Linked DNA regions of Homo sapiens: region 1 is linked to region 2. A link is a loop called in an ENCODE intact Hi-C map of the cell type or tissue named here. Cell type or tissue: endothelial cell of umbilical vein. All regions are shown on one strand. Links, peaks and the distances in the headings refer to the core of each region. The heading gives the core; the rest is flanking DNA. Region 1 has its middle 53 kb from the start of TRIM24. Region 2 has its middle 120 kb from the start of TRIM24.

Region 1 (8,339 bases), core at 266-8,265, 70 kb after region 2:
GCGGTCCAACCCTAGCCAATAGGGGAACGACACAGCGGCAGGGGCCACGTGCGTCAGGGATAAGAAGCCCTTCCCCTCCCTTGTCCAAGTGTGAGCTCACCATTGCTCCGTCTGTAAGGGCGCACCCTTCTATATAGAAGTAACTTGCCTTGCTGAGAATTAAAAAGAAAATTTTATATTTGAGTGCTATTCCTTTTGCGGCACCGAAACTTTATGTATAACACTTGGAATAAGATTGTTTTTCTGTTGTCGTTTTTGCTTTTTTTTTACAAGTTTTTTTTTTCTCCTTTGAGATTATAATGAACGTAGTCACACAACAAGTAAAGTCAGAAGTAGGACAGAGAACGCTCTGAAGGCTGGTTTGGTCATCCAAGATCATTAAAAACGGCGGACCCTAACAATATGTACAAAAATATAAAATGTAAATAAAAAATACAAATTTCCTTTTTAAAGTACATTTAAGAAAAAAAGCAGGGCCTTGGAAGTTTTGGTTCTTTTTCGTCCCCTGTTGCAAATTCTCATGGTTTGGGTTGGGTGGTGGAGAGCGTGTGTCACCCGCGGGTGGCACTGCCCGCGGTGGGCGGTGGGCAGTGGGTGGTGGTGGGGGGGCCTCTCTACTCAAAGGTGACCATGTTTAGATTCTGAGACGGGAAGTGGAGGGTGAATAGGTCACAGCGGTCTTTTTTTTTTTTTTTTTTTTTAGTTTAACTTTTCCTTTTTTGCTGTCTAGTCATCCTCGTGGGTCTTCTGCTTCTTGGTATCGACATCGTCATCCGCATCATCTTCAGCTGCCCGCTTGCCTGTAGCCAACTCAGCTTCCTCGTCGTCACCTCCATCCTCTTCTTCACCGTCACCTTCTTCTTCCTCCTCCTCTTCCTCCCCACCTTCTTCCTCTTGTTCATCTACCTCATTGTCAGCCTCCGGTCCCTGTTTTCCTCATGAGCATTCCCGTTAGCAGGGGCTTCTCTTCCATTTTCCGCCTCTTCCACAACTTCCTTCTTCTCCCGTAAGTCCTTGGTGGTGATTTCGGAGCTGGTGTCTACGGCTGCCTCTGACATAGGGGGTCACGCGGATGATCCAATGCAGGGGATTAAAAAGAAGCGAGAGTTCAGGGACTCTGCGCGATAAAGCTGCCCAGCCGGACAAGGAACAGTGCAAAGATGGCTTTTTAGAGCAGCCAGTGGGGAAAGGAAGGAACTGGCAAAAGAACTAGCTATTCTGACCACATCAATTCTGAATTCTTTTTTTTTTTTTTTTTTTTTTTTTGATACATAGTCTCACTCTGTCACCCAGGCTGGAGTGCAGTGGCACGATCTCAGCTCACTGCAACCTCCATCTCCTGGGTTCAAGTGATTCTCCTGCCTCAACCTCCCAAGTAGCTGGGTTTACAGGTGCCCACCACCACTCCCAGATAATTTTTGTATTTTTAGCAAAGATGGGGTTTCTCCATGTTGGCCAGGCTGGTCTCAAACTCCTGACCTCAGGTGATCTGCCCGCCTTGGCCTCCCAAAGTGCTGGGATTACAGGGGTGAGCCACAGCGCCCAGTCTAATTCTGAATCCTTAGAAATGTGTGAAAAGCTAGATTATAACTGAAATTATGTGTGCTTAGAATCAGGGCAAGAAGCAATGTGTTTTAAGTGCATGATGGCATTAGGCTTGATATTTCAGCAACAGATTTATACTGTATGTTGAGTCTTTAAACAGAGTGTCCAAAATATTCTTTTTAAAAAAAAAAAAAGTTTATTTGAGACAGGATTTAACTTTGTCACCCAAGTAGAAGTGCAGTGGCACAATCACAGCTCACTGTAGCCTCCACCTCCCAGGCTCAAGCAATCCTCCCACTTCAGCCTCCCAGGGTGCTGGAACTACAGTCACAAACCACTATGCCCAGCTAATTTTTGTATTTTTTGTAGAGATGAGGTTTTGCCATGTTGCCCAGGCTGGTCTCAAACACCTGAGCTCAAGCAATTCTCCTGCCTCGGCCTCCCGAAGTGCTGGGATTTCAGGTGTGAGCCACCCAGCCCAGCCTTTGTTTAAAAATTGTTAAGAATTTTGACATTGACAGAAGAACATCAAAACAAGTGCAGGGCCCTTCTGAGCTCATGGCCCTGTGTGACTGGCCACACATTCATAAAGCCAGCCTAAATATAAAACAATCCTGTAGTGCAAACTACCACCCACCATCTAAACCCAGCTTGCCCTCTGTTTCTCTAAATAAAGTTTTATTGGAGTGCAGCCATGCTCATTGGTTTCATACATGGCTGTTTTGGTTCTACAAGAGGAGAGTTTTCCGTACATGCAACAGAGATTGTAAGGCCCACAAAGGCTAAAATATTTACCATCTGGCTGTTTATAAAAGTTTGTTGCATCCTGCTATAGTGTGTAATCTGTCAGTTCTTGCCCCATACTTGCTATTCTAAATGAGCACTCAGCCATCTACAACGTGCTCCACTCTTCTCCTCGGAAACCATGTAGAGTCCACCTGGAGTCTATAGCTACAAATCAGAAGAATTTGGACACTGCTGACCTGCTCACAGACTGAAATGCCAAGAATTTCTGTGGCACTGTAAGGACAGCAATAACTGTGAATTCTCCATGGGGAAGCCTGCAAAGCTATATGATCTCTTCTACCCGAATCTCTTGTGTACCTGAGGTTTCTCACCACGCTACCACAAAACAATATACAGCTGCCAACTCCCAGTCAGCAACTTGCCTGGAGTCTTACGTTCCCCTCATAAAGGACAGGTCTCAAGGATTGCTCTTCTTGACTGGCTATTAATAAAGTCTCTAAAATCCTCTAGCACCATGTCTGGCATATCTGCCTCCCACCTAAATTCCCCTGGACCAGGTGCCCATGTGCTATGGTCTGAATGTCTGTCCCCTCCGAAACTCATGTTGAAATTTAATTACCATTGTAACAATATCAAAAGATGGGATCTTATTTTTATTTTTTTAATTTTAATTTTAATTTTTTTTAGACACAGTGTCTCACTATGTCATCCTGGCTAGAGTGCAGTAGCACAATCATGGTTCACTGCAGCCTCAACATAGGCTCAAGAGATCCTCCTGCCTCAGCCTCCTGAAGAAGTGATACCTTCAAGAAGTGATTAGGTCATGAAGGTTCTACCTTCCTGAATGGATTAATGCCATTATCTCAAGAGTGGGCTTGTCATGGCAGGAGTGTGCTCATTATACAAGGGCAAGTTCACTCCGCTTTCTTCCCCCTCTTCCCCGCTTGCCTTCTGCCATATGATGACATAGCAAGAAGGCCCTCACCAGATGCCTGCCCCTTGATATTGAACTTTCCAGCCTCCAAAACTGTGAGCCAATAAATTTCTGTGTATTATAAGTTGCCCAGTCTCAGACATTCTGTTATCACAGCACAAAAGACTATGTAACCTTAATACCTGGGCTAGGTCCTATTAGGACTTTAAGGATCATAGTTTACTCTGAAGGCTAGCTATCTAGTCAGCCTGCTATAGTTTCATGGATGCTAGTAGAAGACATGAGACATCTGGGTCAGAAATAAAGGACTGTTTATTACTTACAACAATAGCAATAGCCAAAGTAACAGCATTTTGGAACCAGTTCCCCAAGCCTCAGTTTCCACAGGGTGACACAAGCGCCCGTTGGTGTCTGCACAGGCAGTGAGTTCTGTTACAGGAAAAGCACCCTGAGCTTGGAAAAAGAATCCTATTATAATGGGCTATATAGCACACTTGTCCTTAGCCCTAGAAGGAAAGATTATTTTACTACACTGGATAGTAAGCAAACTTGTTCTTTTGCTATGAAGGGAGACACTATCTCTATCCTTCAAGACAGTTTGCTATATAAATGTCCTCTAAAGACAGATTAGAACAAAAGGCAGTCAGTGCCCTGGTTGCAAAATGTGCAGAAATGCAAGAAATTCTTGGAGAATTGTCTCTCAACAGCCTCCATATGGACTTGGTCCTTTATGGTGACTCTTCCCTCTCACTCCTATAGCTATAAATGAGCCCCTTTTTTCCTGTGAGCAAGCTGGAGTTTTGCTAATGATCTTCTCCCAGGTTTGAGTCCTTCTTTTCTAGTTTGCAGATTTATACTGGGCACTTTAGAGAAATATACCCTACCCATCGCATTGCCCCCAAACCAATATATAACTAAATGGTCTCTCATGTTTTGTGACTTTTCAAGTAGAATTTTATCAATTGTTTTTGTGTATATATAGCCATACAACTTAGGTATCACGATATGTTTAAAGCACTTAGCCATTTCCTCCCCCCAACCATTCACCATGTTCTTCCCAAATTCTTAAAGCTGTGTATGTGTATAATGCTACAAAAAATATGATATTAAACTCAAATGCCAGGGCATTCCAGCCATCATACATAAATGTTAGAGATTATTACTGGAATCATGTTTAGAATGTACCATGTAAGGAGTCTATTGTGCAAATGAGAGACTAAACGGAGTGGATAAAACGGAAAAGGAAGAGGAATCAGGAACTCATTCCAAACAAAAACATCATCCAGAGGAAACAGGATAAGCCTGTCCAGACACAGGAAGCTATAACGAGGAAGGAAAAGCAATTCTCAGAACAGATGGGCGGAAACTGAGCAACTAACAGAGGTGGAGCCATGTTTATTTGAGAAAGTGTATTCTGAGATTTGGGGGTTGAACAGAATCTGTGCTTATTCCCCATAGCTCCTGGATCTATAATGATGCTATATGTGGATACTGAACTGGCATGCATGAGCTCCTGTAAACGATCAAGCTATTTCTTAAACCTATAATTCTCTGTCACTTGTAACTTCCTGTCTTTTGAAAAATACATGTATGTTTTTATTTGAATGGATACTAACTTGATTAATTCATTTCCTAAATATTTGAATTTCTAGAGAACTGTGAAAGTTTATGGAGATGATTGAAAAGGATATTGAAATCAGGTCTATCCCAGAAAATATAGGACAGATGGTTATGGGGCATTAAAAAAAGAGAACTGTTAAGCCTACAATCCAGCATCCTATTGTCTGCTGTATTTTTTAAAAGCTTGCAGAGTAAAGCATATGTTATTGTTTCATCTCTTTTGATACAAGTAAATTCCTTCAAACACATACAATTAAAAATAATCCACTCTCAAGTAAATTGTATGTCTATGTGAATAAAAATGCAATCCCTTGTAGATGAGTTTTATGTTTCCCAGCTGTCCATGAGATTATTATGTATCATAAATTATATACTCTGTACTCTGCATTCCTTTGCAGCTACAAATGAAAAGATTTAGGCTTTTTTAAAATTTCTTACTGAAGTAAAGACCTCACTAATTATTCATCAGCTATAAAGACTTTATAATTGTTCAATATTTTGAAGCATTTGTGCACATAAACTAACCCTCATTTTAATAGTTTATTCATCTAACTGCTTTAATAAAGATAGAGTACCTCTTTTTTTCATACTCTAAACATCAAATGCAATCTTTTCAAAACAACTAGAATCATTGATTTTGAGAGCTGAACAATATTTCATTTTCTCAAGGTAAATAAAAAAACTGAGTCTCAGTGATTGCCTAAGAATCATATTCCCACAAGATCTGCCCAGCTAGAAGTGCATTAAAACCATTTTTTCAGACCCTTAAGGGTTCATGCTCTTTCTATAACATGCAGATTTTTCTCTTCATGATTCTTATAGGGAATTGATTCTAAATTTATTCAATTTATTAGTGCTCAGACAGATGTTTGTATATCTCTTATAACATGACCACTGGGCATTGCTTTTTTTGATTCTTTAGTTATCTAGGATTTTATTCTGTATTACTATTCCAGATGAATATTTTAAATCCTTAATTTATTCTTGTAATAAAAGATAGGCTTTTCTTTGGGGGCAAGTCCATTTTTCAAGCTAAACTGTGGAAAGCTGGAACTCCAAACCAAACATAAATTAAAATTTAAATTTAACCGTGTTGTGATGCCAACGAACCACTGATGGTTTTCAAAGTCTTCACGAAGGCTGGTAGAAAAACTTCACAGTGAATGAATTTTATTACTTCTGACTATAACGTCCCTACCTAGGGTGCTTCTGTAATGTTTGTGAGACTGAAGTACTTAGAAATGTGCTCCTGGCTACATTTTACCTTATTTTCTTTTTCTTTTCTTTTCTTTCTTTCTTTTTTTTTTTTTTTTTTTGAGATGGAGTTTCGCTCTTTTGCCCAGACTGGAGTGCAACGGCACAGTCTCAGCTCACTGCAACCTCTGCATCTCAGGCTCAAGCAATTCTCCTGCCTCAGCCTCCTGAGTACCTGGGATTACAGGCATATGCCACCACGCCCAGCTAATTTTGTATTTTTAGTAGAGATGGGATTTCTCCATGTTGGTCAGACTGGTCTCAAACTCCTGACCTCAGGTGATCCACCCACCTCAGCTTCCCAAAATGCTGGGATTACAGGTGTGAGCCACCATGCCCAGCCTATTTTACCTTAGTTTCATCTCTTCATTATTCTTGTTCAATTAGGCCCCCTGGATACCTTAATTTTTTTCTTGGATCACAAATTCTTTTGTGGAATTCTTTGCAAATAAAATTTCTACTTTCTGTAGAAAGAACGCTTATGGTGTAAAGTCTCTGTGCTCCTCAGTGTTGGTGGCTATAAGGATTTCTTGCCATGTCCAATGCGTAGGCTTTTCCCAAAAGGCTTATGCTGTGGCTCCCTTCCACGTGTTCACATTGCCATCATAAGGCACAACTGGCCAGGCACGGTGGCTCACGCCTGTAATCCCAGCACTTTGGGAGACCAAGGCAGGCAGATCACTTGAGGTCAGGGGTTCGAGACCAGCCTGGCCAACATGGTGAAACCCCATTTCTACTAAAAATACAAAGATTAGCCAGGCATGGTGGCGCACACCTGGAGTCCCAGCTACTCGGGAAGCTGAGGCAGGAGAATCCCTTGAACCCAGGCGGCAACTAAATTCCTTCAACACATATAATTAAAAAATAATCCACTCTCAAGTAAATTGTAGTCTATGTGAATAAAAATGCAATCCCTTGTAGATGAGTTTGCAGAGGTTGCAGTGAGCCGAGATCATGCCACTGCACTCCAGCCTGGGTGACAGAGTGAGACTGTCTCAAAAATACATACATACATACATACATACATACATACATACATACATACATACATATGGCACAACTGTGTCTGTCTTCCATTAGCACTTTTTTGGGGAGGAATTGCCATATGAATGGGTGCACCAATATATTTTCCCAGTGACAGTATACAAGGGTTCCCTTTTCTCCATGTCCTCACCAATACTTGTTATCTTTTGTCTTTTTTGATAATAGCCATCCTAACAGATGTGAAGTGATATCTCAGCGGTTTTGATCTGCGTTTCCCTAATGGTAAGTCATGTTGAGCACCTTCTCATATACCTGCTGGCCATTTGTATGTCTTTTTTGGGTAAGTGTCCATTCTGTTTGCCCATTTTTAAATCAGGATATTTCTTTGGGGTTTCTTGTTTGTTAATTTGTTTGCTATTGAGTTGTAGGAGCTTCTTATGTATTTTGGATATTAATCCCTATCAGATCTATGGTTTGCAAACATTTTCACCCATTCTGTATGTTTCCTTTTCATTGTGTTGTTTCCTTTGCTGTGTAGAAAGTTTTTAGTTTGTTGTATTCCCACTTCCCACTTGTCTATTTTTACTTTCTTTTAACCTATGCTTTTGGTGTCATATCAAAAATCATCACCAAAGTCAATGTCAGGATTCTTTTTCCTGTATTTTCTTCTAAGGAATTTTATGTTTTCAGTTCTTATATTTAAGTCATTAACCCTTTTTTTTTTTTTTTTTTTTTTTTTTTGAGATAGAGTCTCCCTCTGCCACCCAGGCTGGAGTGCAGTGGTGCGATCTCAGCTCACTGTAACCTCCGCCTCCTAGGTTCAAGCAATTCTTCTGCCTCAGCCTCCCGAGTAGCTGGGATTACAGGCATGTGCCACCAGGATTGGCTAATTTTTGTATTTTTAATAAAGACAGGGTTTTACCATGTTGGCCAGGCTGGCGTGGAACTCCTGACCTTAGGTGATCCACCCGCCTCGGCCTCCCAAAGTGCTGGGATTGCAAGTGTGAGCCACCGCTCCCAGCCCAATTAATCCATTTTGAGCTGGCTTTTGTGTATGGTGTAAGATAAGGGTCCAGCTGTCTTCCATTAGAATTTCATCCATGGTTAAAATGGACAAACTTTTCCTGTAATGGCCTTAAAGTAAGCTGTAGAATTTTATAATTTTATTTTATATTTATATTATTTATAAACTATCTTTTCCTCCAAATATATTTACTAACTATAGGACTTTTTTACCAGTTAAAATTTTGTGTCC
Region 2 (8,339 bases), core at 125-8,124:
AGGAGGACTCTGTATATTTTTAAATGAAGAGTGTTGTTTTTGTCTAAATCAATCTAGCCTGGTATATGACAACATAAAAAAATTCAAGGATAGAGCCCAAAAACTTGCCAGCCAAGCAAGTAATTACGCTGAACCCCCTTGGGCGCTCTCTAATTGGATGTCCTGGGTCCTCCCAATTCTTAGTCCTTTAATACCTGTTTTTCTCCTTCTCTTATTCAGATCTTGTGTCTTCTGTTTAGTTTCTCAATTCATTCAAAATCATATCCAGGCCATCAATAATCATTCTATATGACAAATGCTCCATCTAACAACCCCACGATATTATCCCTTACCACAAAATCTTCCTTCAACTTAATCTCTCCCACTCTAGGTTCCCACACCGCCCCTAATCCCGCTCAAAGCAGTCCTGAGAAACATCGCCCTGTATCTCTCCATGCCACCCCCCAAAAATTTTCGCTATCCCAACACTTCAATACTATTTTATGCTATTTTTTCTTATTAATATAAGAAGTCAGGAATGTCAGGCCTCTGAGCCCAAGCTACACCATCATATCCCCTGTGACCTGCACATATACATCCAGATGGCCTGAAACAACTGAAGATCCATAAAAGAAGTGAAAATAGCCTTAACTGATGACATTCCACCATTGTGATTTGTTTCTGCCCCACCCTAACTGAACAATGTACTTTGTAATCTCCCCCACCCTTAAGAAGGTTCTTTGTAATTCTCCACACCCTTGGGAATGTACTTTGTGAGATCCACCCCCGCCCGTAAAACATTGCTCCTAACTCCACCGCCTATCCCAAAGCCTATAAAAACTAATGATAATCCCACCATCCTTTGCTGACTCTCTTTTTGGACTCAGCCCACCTGCACCCAGGTGAAATAAACAGCCTTGTTGCTCACACAAAGCCTGTTTGGTGAACTCTTCACACAGATGTGTGAGACAATAAAGACCATTATAAAAAAGGAAAAAGAAATTCATCAAGCCATTGCTGCAGCTAAGCCAGCAGGTGCAAAAAACCTTGCACTTTTTTGAAATACCTTTTTGTTTCATATTGAAAATGCAGCTTTTATGTGGGTGAAAGATTGCTATAAGGCAGGCATAGTTATGGACTTTAATATGATTTGAGAAAAAGTAAAGTCATTATAAAACAACTTAAAGCAAAAGAAAAGTAAAGGATCTAAAGCTGCAGAATTTAATGCCAGCAAAGGATGGTTTGATAATTTTAGAAAGAGATTTGGCTTAAAAATGCCAAGATAACAGGAGAAGCAGATTCTGCTAACCAAGAAGCAGCAGACAAGTTCTTAGATACCTTTAAGAAAATTATTGAGGAGAAAGGATATCTGCCTGAACAGGTTTTTTGTTTTTGAGACAAGGTCTCTTTCTATTACCCAGACTGGAGTGCAACGGTGTGATCATAGCTTACTGCAACCTCAAATTCCTGGGCTCAAGCAATCCTTCCACCTCAGCCTCCTGAGTGCACACTACCATGCCCAAATAATTTTTTTTTTTTTTTTGTTAGCGACAGGGTCTTGTTTTGTAGCCCAGGCTGATCTTGAACTCTTGGCTCAAACAATCCTTCCTCCTCAGCTTCCCCAAGTGCTGGAATTGCAGGTATGAGCCATTCTGCCCAGCCCTGAACAGAATTTTTTTTTTTTTTTTTTTAATGAGAAAGACTCTTACTCTGTCACCCAGGCTGGAGTGCAGTGGCACAATCTGGGTTCACTGCAAGCTCCACCTCCTGGATTCAAGCAATTCTCATGCCTTAGACTCCTGAGTAGCTGGACTACAGGTGTGTGCCACCACGCCCAGCTAATTTTTGTATTTTGTAGAGATGGAATTGTTGTATTTCTGTATTTTGTAGAGATGAGGTTTCTCCATGTTGGCCAGGCTGGTCTTGAACTCCTGGCCTTGAGTGACCCACCTGCCTTGGCCTCCCAAAGTCCTGGGATTACAGGCGTGAGTCACCACAACTGGTCTTTGTTTTGTTTTTTTGAGACAAGGTCTCACTCTATCACCCAGGCTAGAGTTCATAGGAGTTATGACAGAGCCAATCATGGAAATCATGACAAAGATCACGGATATGGCACCAAAAAAAATTGAAGGTTGAAGGGTTTCAAGGTATGGATCTTGAAGAAATTTAAGAGCTAATAGACACCACACCAGAGGAATGAACAGACAACAACTTGATGGAGATGAGTGTTTCTAAGCCAGCTCCAAACACCATAGAACTTTCTATGATACAGACACTAAAACTAAAGCAAATGGTAGAAGAAGGAGTGGATTGGTACCATATAGAAATTATTTATTTATTTATTTATTTATTTATTTATTTTTTGAGACAGGGTTTCGCTCTGTCGCCCAGGCTGGAATGCAGTGGTGCGATCTTGGCTCACTGCAAGCTCTGCCTCCCAGGTTCATGCCATTCTCCTGCCTCAGCCTCCTGAGTAGCTGGGACTACAGGCACCCATGACCATGCCTAGACAATTTTTTGTGTTTTTAGTAGAGACGGGGTTTCACCATGTTAGCCAGGATGGTCTCGATCTCCTGACCTCATGATCCACCCACCTCGGCCTTCCAAAGTGCTGGGATTACAGGCATGAGCCACTGCGCCCGGCCCCATATAGAAATATTTTTATAGAAATTAAAAAACAGAAAAGTCAGACAGAAATTACTATGCATTTCCGTAAGTTGCACAAAGTGTGCCTTCTCCCCTGCCTCCCTTTCTATGTCTTCCACCTCTTCCTCCTCTGCCACCCCGAGACAGCAAGACCAACCCCTCTCCTCTCCTCTTCCTCCACCTCAGTGTGCACACACCAAGGATGAAGACCTTTATGATAACTCACTTCCACTTAATGAATGGTAAATTTATTTTCTCTTCCTTATGAATTTCTTAGCAACGTTTTATTTTCTCTAGTTTACTTGATTGTAATAATACATTATTTAATACATATAACATATAAAATATGTGTTAATCAACTGTTTATGTAATCAGTCAGGCTTCCAGTTAACAGCAGGCGATTAATTAAATTTGGGGAGGAATCAAAAGTTATGTATGGCTTTTTTTTTTACTGCATTGGGGGTTGGTGCTGCTAACACCCACATTGCTCAAGGGTCATATATACAGATTATTTTCTTCATCGGGCATTTTTGTATTTTGTATTTTGTTCAGCAACATACTTCTTCTATAATCAGACACAAAATGTACTTTCTTATTTTTAAGATTCTCTAATTTTACTTTTAGTATCTACACACTTGCTGACTCTGTGGCCCAGGCTGACATGCAGTGGTGCCATCTCAGCTCACTGCAACCTTCACCTCCTGGGTTCAAGCAGTTTTCCTGCCTCAGCCTCCCGAGAAGCTGGGACTACAGGTGCATGCCACCATGCCTGGCTAATTTTTGTATTTTTAGTAGAGACAGGGTTTCGCCATGTTGGCCAGGCTGGTCTCAAACTCCTGACTTCAGGTAATGCACCTTCCAAAGTGCTGTGATTACAGGGGTGAACCACTGCACCTGGCCTCCAAATATTTTTTATACTTTTTTAAGTATTACATGTAAGTAGTTAAAAAATTCATACAGCACTAAAAGGCTTCCACCACAGACATTTCCTTTTTCCCCACTGCCTTCCTCCTCTCATCTCATTCCCCAGAACAAGCCATTCTCAACTCAACTGATTTTTCTTCAAATACTTATATTCATATTTCTAAATAAAGTACATATAACATCTTGAGTCATCTATTTTTAACAATATCTATAACTTCATATTATGGTAAATAAAGATGTTGCTCACTTCCAATTATTTTTTTCCTCCGCCAAGTTAACTTTTTATAATTTTGACCCTCATTTCATTTTTTCCTTATTGTGACTGTGACTATGTAAATATTGTTCCCTGTGAGTTAGAGATATATTAAGATTATATTTTCTTTCTTGTATAATTTACTACTTTATCTGGAGTTAATCTGCTGCATTTTTGTGAATATTTAAGTCTTCCTATAATTTCCAATAGTTCTATGACATACTTTAAATATATTCCCCCCCATGATTAAACATGTCAGAAAGTTTATCAGTTTTTTTTTAAAGGTGTACCTCAAATCAAGAGTGTACTGTAGATATGCTGCACAGCCACCATCTTAAGATTTCCGTTTCTCAAGTATACTTTCAAAAAAGAAAAAAAAGGCCAGTCACAGTGGCTCACACCTGTAATCCCAACACTTTGGGAGGCTGAGGCAGGCAGATCACCAGAGTTCAGGAGTTTGAGACCAGCCTGGCCAACATGGCGAAACCCCATCTCTAGTAAAAATACAAAGATTAGCCGGGCATGGCGGCGGGCACCTGTAATCCCAGCTGCTCGGGAGGCTGAGGCAGGACAATCATTTAAACCCGGGAGGCAGAGGTTGCAGTGAGCTGGGATCACACCACAGCACTCCAGCCCAGGCGACAGACTGAGACTCTGTCTTAAAAAAACCTTCCATGTGACTTTTCTGCACTGAATCTCTTGTTTCTCACAGCCTATATCTTTTTTGTTGTTTGTACTTCAGAGCACCTTTTAGCATTTTCCTTAAAACATTTACATGATAGATATCTTTTTTCCTTGATCTTTCTATTTTGAAAATGTTTTTATTCTATCTTCATGCTTCACTGATAGTCTGGAGGATATATAGAATTCTAGGTTGAAAATAATTTTCACTCAAAATTTTGCAAGCATTGTATTATCTTCAAGCTTCCATTAGTACTGTTGAAAAGACTGAGGACATTCTAATTCCCATTTCTTTGTGACTGACTTGTTTATTCTCTCCAGATATTTTCTTATTCCCCATTGTTTGGGATAATTTTCTAGATGAACAATTTTGAATAAAGCAGGATGTGTGCTGTTCATATCTTCTCTAGCCAATTTTTCTTGGCCCCCAGCCCAGGGACTCATGCCAGAGGTCTGAGGAAAGCTGTTATCCTAAAATGTCTGTATAACAATAGAGTGCAGGGAACACTCATTAGCCTCTGTAACACTGGATGGCATAAGTTGAAATAAGCCAATGTTCTCCCTGCTCCAGTCATCTATTGCTGTGTAACAAACCACTCAGAACTTAGTGGCATTAGGAAACATCTTTTTATTTTTTTATGTTCATGACTTTGCAGATCAGTAATGCAAGCAGATCAAGTAGAAATAGCTAACCTCTGTTCCATATGACTGGTACCTCACATGGCTCAGTGGCCAGGAAGAGCTAGGGTGGTGTTATATGTCTAGGGCTCCAGTTTTGTGGGGTTTTTTTTGTTTTTTTTTTTTTGAGACTGAGTCTCACTCTGTCACCCAGGCTGGAGTGCAATGGTGTGGTCTCGGTTCACCACAACCTCCACCTCTCAGGTTCAAATGATTCTCCTGCCTCAGCCTCCCAAGTAGCCAGGTGCAGGCCACAACACCTGGCTAATTTTTTGTATTTTTAGTAGATATGGGGTTTTGCCATGTTGGCAAGCCTGGTCTCAAACTCCTGACCTCTGGTGATCTGCCAGCCTTGGCCTCCCAAAGTGCTAGGATTACAGGCATAAGCCACCATCCCCAGCCAAGGACTCCAGTTTTGACTGTCAACTGGTTTCTCGATTCTTCTCCATGCAATGTCTGCTGAAACTGAATTGTTGGGAGAGAAGCTGAGGCAGGGCTTGCATGTCTGCTAGACTTGCTGGCTCCTTGCTTCTAGCACTCCCATTATCTCAAGTAGCCATATGTTTCTCATTCACTTGATACACTGTTTCCTTTCAACCCCCATATCCTCACCACCTGTTTGTTTTTTTGAGCACCAATAAATAGCATGGGCTCCCAGAGCTCGGAGCCTTTGCAGCCTCCACACTCGCGATGGCCCCCTGGTCCCACTTTCTCTCTCAAACTTTTTCTCATTCCTTTGACTCCGCCAGACTTTGTTGCCCCCACGACCTAGTGTTGGGTCTGATCACCCCAACATTCCTGGCTTCCCAACGTGGGGTGACGAAGGCCCCAGTGAAGAAAGGCTAGAGCATGTGAAAGTGGAGGACACATCATCAAAGGACACCTGAAGACGTCTAAAAGAAGCTCAGCAGGAAAGCTGAGCACTTGGAAGAACCAGGGTAACAATGGGACAAAGTGACAGCAGACATTCTGCTTATTTAAATTTCTTAAGACATTTATTATGAAGGGGGGAGTGAAAGTTACTACTCAGAATTTGTTATCACTCTTTAGTGCAGTGAAGTAGTTTTGCCCATGATTTCTGGAACAAGGGACCATGGAGTTGAATGAATGGGAGAGAATTGGCAGAGATTTTAAAAAGGCATATAAAGATGGAGCAAAAATTGCAGTTTCCATTTGGTCAATGTGGGGGCTAATAAAGGCAGCTCTTGACCTATTTCAAACAGATGATGAGGCAGATTCAGATGAGGAAGAGGAAGAGGAGGACGAGTGTAAAAAACTAACTTCAGATTCTGAGTGTGAAGAACAGCTACCAGAGGAGATTAAAGAAAAGAAAGGAAGACTAAAAAAAGTATGTTTTACTAGCCCATTGGCTTCACCTGCTGAATTAAGTGAACGACCACCTCCTCTCTCTCCCCTTAATGAGTGAGAAAATAAATTAGCTGAAAAACTTACTGCTCTTGTAGTTGCAACATTAAAACCTGGAGCAATTGATGGTGCTATACAAAATTCTATTCAAAAAGCTAGAGCTGAGGGAGACCTTGAAACACGGCAATTTCCCATTACTATAATCTAGCAGGGAGGACAGAATATAGCTAATTGGGCCGCTTTTCCTTTTAAGTTACTAAAGGAATTTAAGCAAGCCATTTGTCAATACGGGCCAAATTCTCCTTTTGTGCAAACTTTATTAAAAAATATGGCTCTTGATAATAGATTAATACCATATGATTGGGATGCTTTGACAAAATATGTTCTCACTGCATCTCAGTACTTGCAGTTTAAAACCTGGTGGGCTGATGAAGCTCAAACTCAGGCAAAGGAAAACACATAAGCACAGCCAGCTGTGCTTGTTTCCTTTGAACAGTTAATGGGAGTTGGCCCTAACTGGGGTCGATTAGAGAATCAAGCAGTAATGGAGGATGTTGCCATTGTTCAGCTGCGCTTTGTGTGCTTGCGTGCATGAGAAAGGATAAATGTTACAGGGGAAAAATATCCTTCTTTCAGTTCTGTCCAACAAGGATGTAAAGAACCATATATTGATTTTATTGCTTGGCTCCAAGAGGCTGTGTATAAAGCCATAACTGATAAAAGGGTACAGGATGTTGTAATACAGCTTCTTGCGTACGATAATGCTAATGCAGAGTGTCAAACTGCTATTAGACCCCTGAGAGGGAAGGCTCATTTAGCTGAATATATTAAGGCTTGCGATGTCATTGGAGGTAACTTACATAAGGCTACTCTTTTAGCTCAGGCCATGGCTGGATTAAGAGTAGGAAATAATATACCCCACTTCTCAGGCTCTTGCTTTAATTGTGGGCAATTTGGACACACAAGAAAGGAATGTAGAAAAGAAAATCAAAAGGCAAAAACTACGACTGTCAATCAACAGAAAAGTCCTGGTGTATGTCCCCAGAGTATGAAAGACAATCACTGGGCAAGTCAGTGTCATTCTAAATTTAGCAAAGTTGGACAATCTCTTTTGGGAAATGGGAAGAGGGGCCTGCCTTGAGACCCTCAACAAACCAAGGCATACCCAGCACAGCCAGTGCCCTTACAAATGTACAACAATTGTTCCCCACCTCAGCAGGCAGTGCTGCCAAAGACCTCTAGAGCACAATTCCAATCTTCTTACTTCCTGGGGAGCCACAGAAGGTCCCCATGGGAGTTAGGGGACCCTTACCCGCAGGAACAGTCGGTCTATTACTTGGAAGTTCTAATCTAAATTTAAAAGGTGTTACTGTACATGTGGGAATAATTGACTCTGATTATACCAGAGAAATTCAATTAGTTTTAGTTCCCTCGGTAGTCTGCCTCCCCAGGAGAAAGAATTGCTCAGTTGTTGCTGTTACCTTACATAAAACTAGGAAGCAACACAGTGAAAAGAACAGCAGGCTTTGGTAATACTAATCCAGCAGGAAAGGCTGTGTGTTGGGTTAGTCAAGTGTTTGACAAAAGACCTATTTGCACAGTAACTACTCAGGGAAAAGATTTTGAAGGACTAGTAGATACTGGAGCTGATGTCTCTATTATTGCTGTAAATCAATGGCCCCAGCACTGGCCTAAGCAAAAGGCATCCATTGGTATTGCTGGAGTAGGAGCTGCCTCGGAAGTTTTTCAAAGTTCTTTGATTTTACCATGTCGAGGGCCAGATGGTCAGGAAGGGACAATTCAGCCTATCATT

Evidence for each region. Hi-C counts contacts between places; a loop is a spot of excess contacts. Peaks named below come from ENCODE experiments on the same cell type or tissue, not always from the same donor. Only the 100,000 strongest peaks of a DNase experiment are listed, where the experiment ranks them.
Region 1: a loop joins it to region 2, with 10 times the contacts of the local background. A loop is called at or near these places in 2 of 110 quality-filtered maps.

Annotation. Positions count from the first base shown.
Region 1 is chr7:138,403,466-138,411,804 of GRCh38, forward strand. It overlaps the pseudogene PTMAP10. Among named protein-coding and RNA genes, the nearest start is that of TRIM24, 53 kb to the right of the region's middle. In endothelial cell of umbilical vein, for the core only: no CTCF peak of the experiment used is centred there; a DNase peak (open chromatin) is centred at 4,506; H3K27ac peaks cover 435 bases.
Region 2 is chr7:138,333,582-138,341,920 of GRCh38, forward strand. No RefSeq gene overlaps it. Among named protein-coding and RNA genes, the nearest start is that of TRIM24, 120 kb to the right of the region's middle. In endothelial cell of umbilical vein, for the core only: no CTCF peak of the experiment used is centred there; a DNase peak (open chromatin) is centred at 4,930; H3K27ac peaks cover 1,154 bases.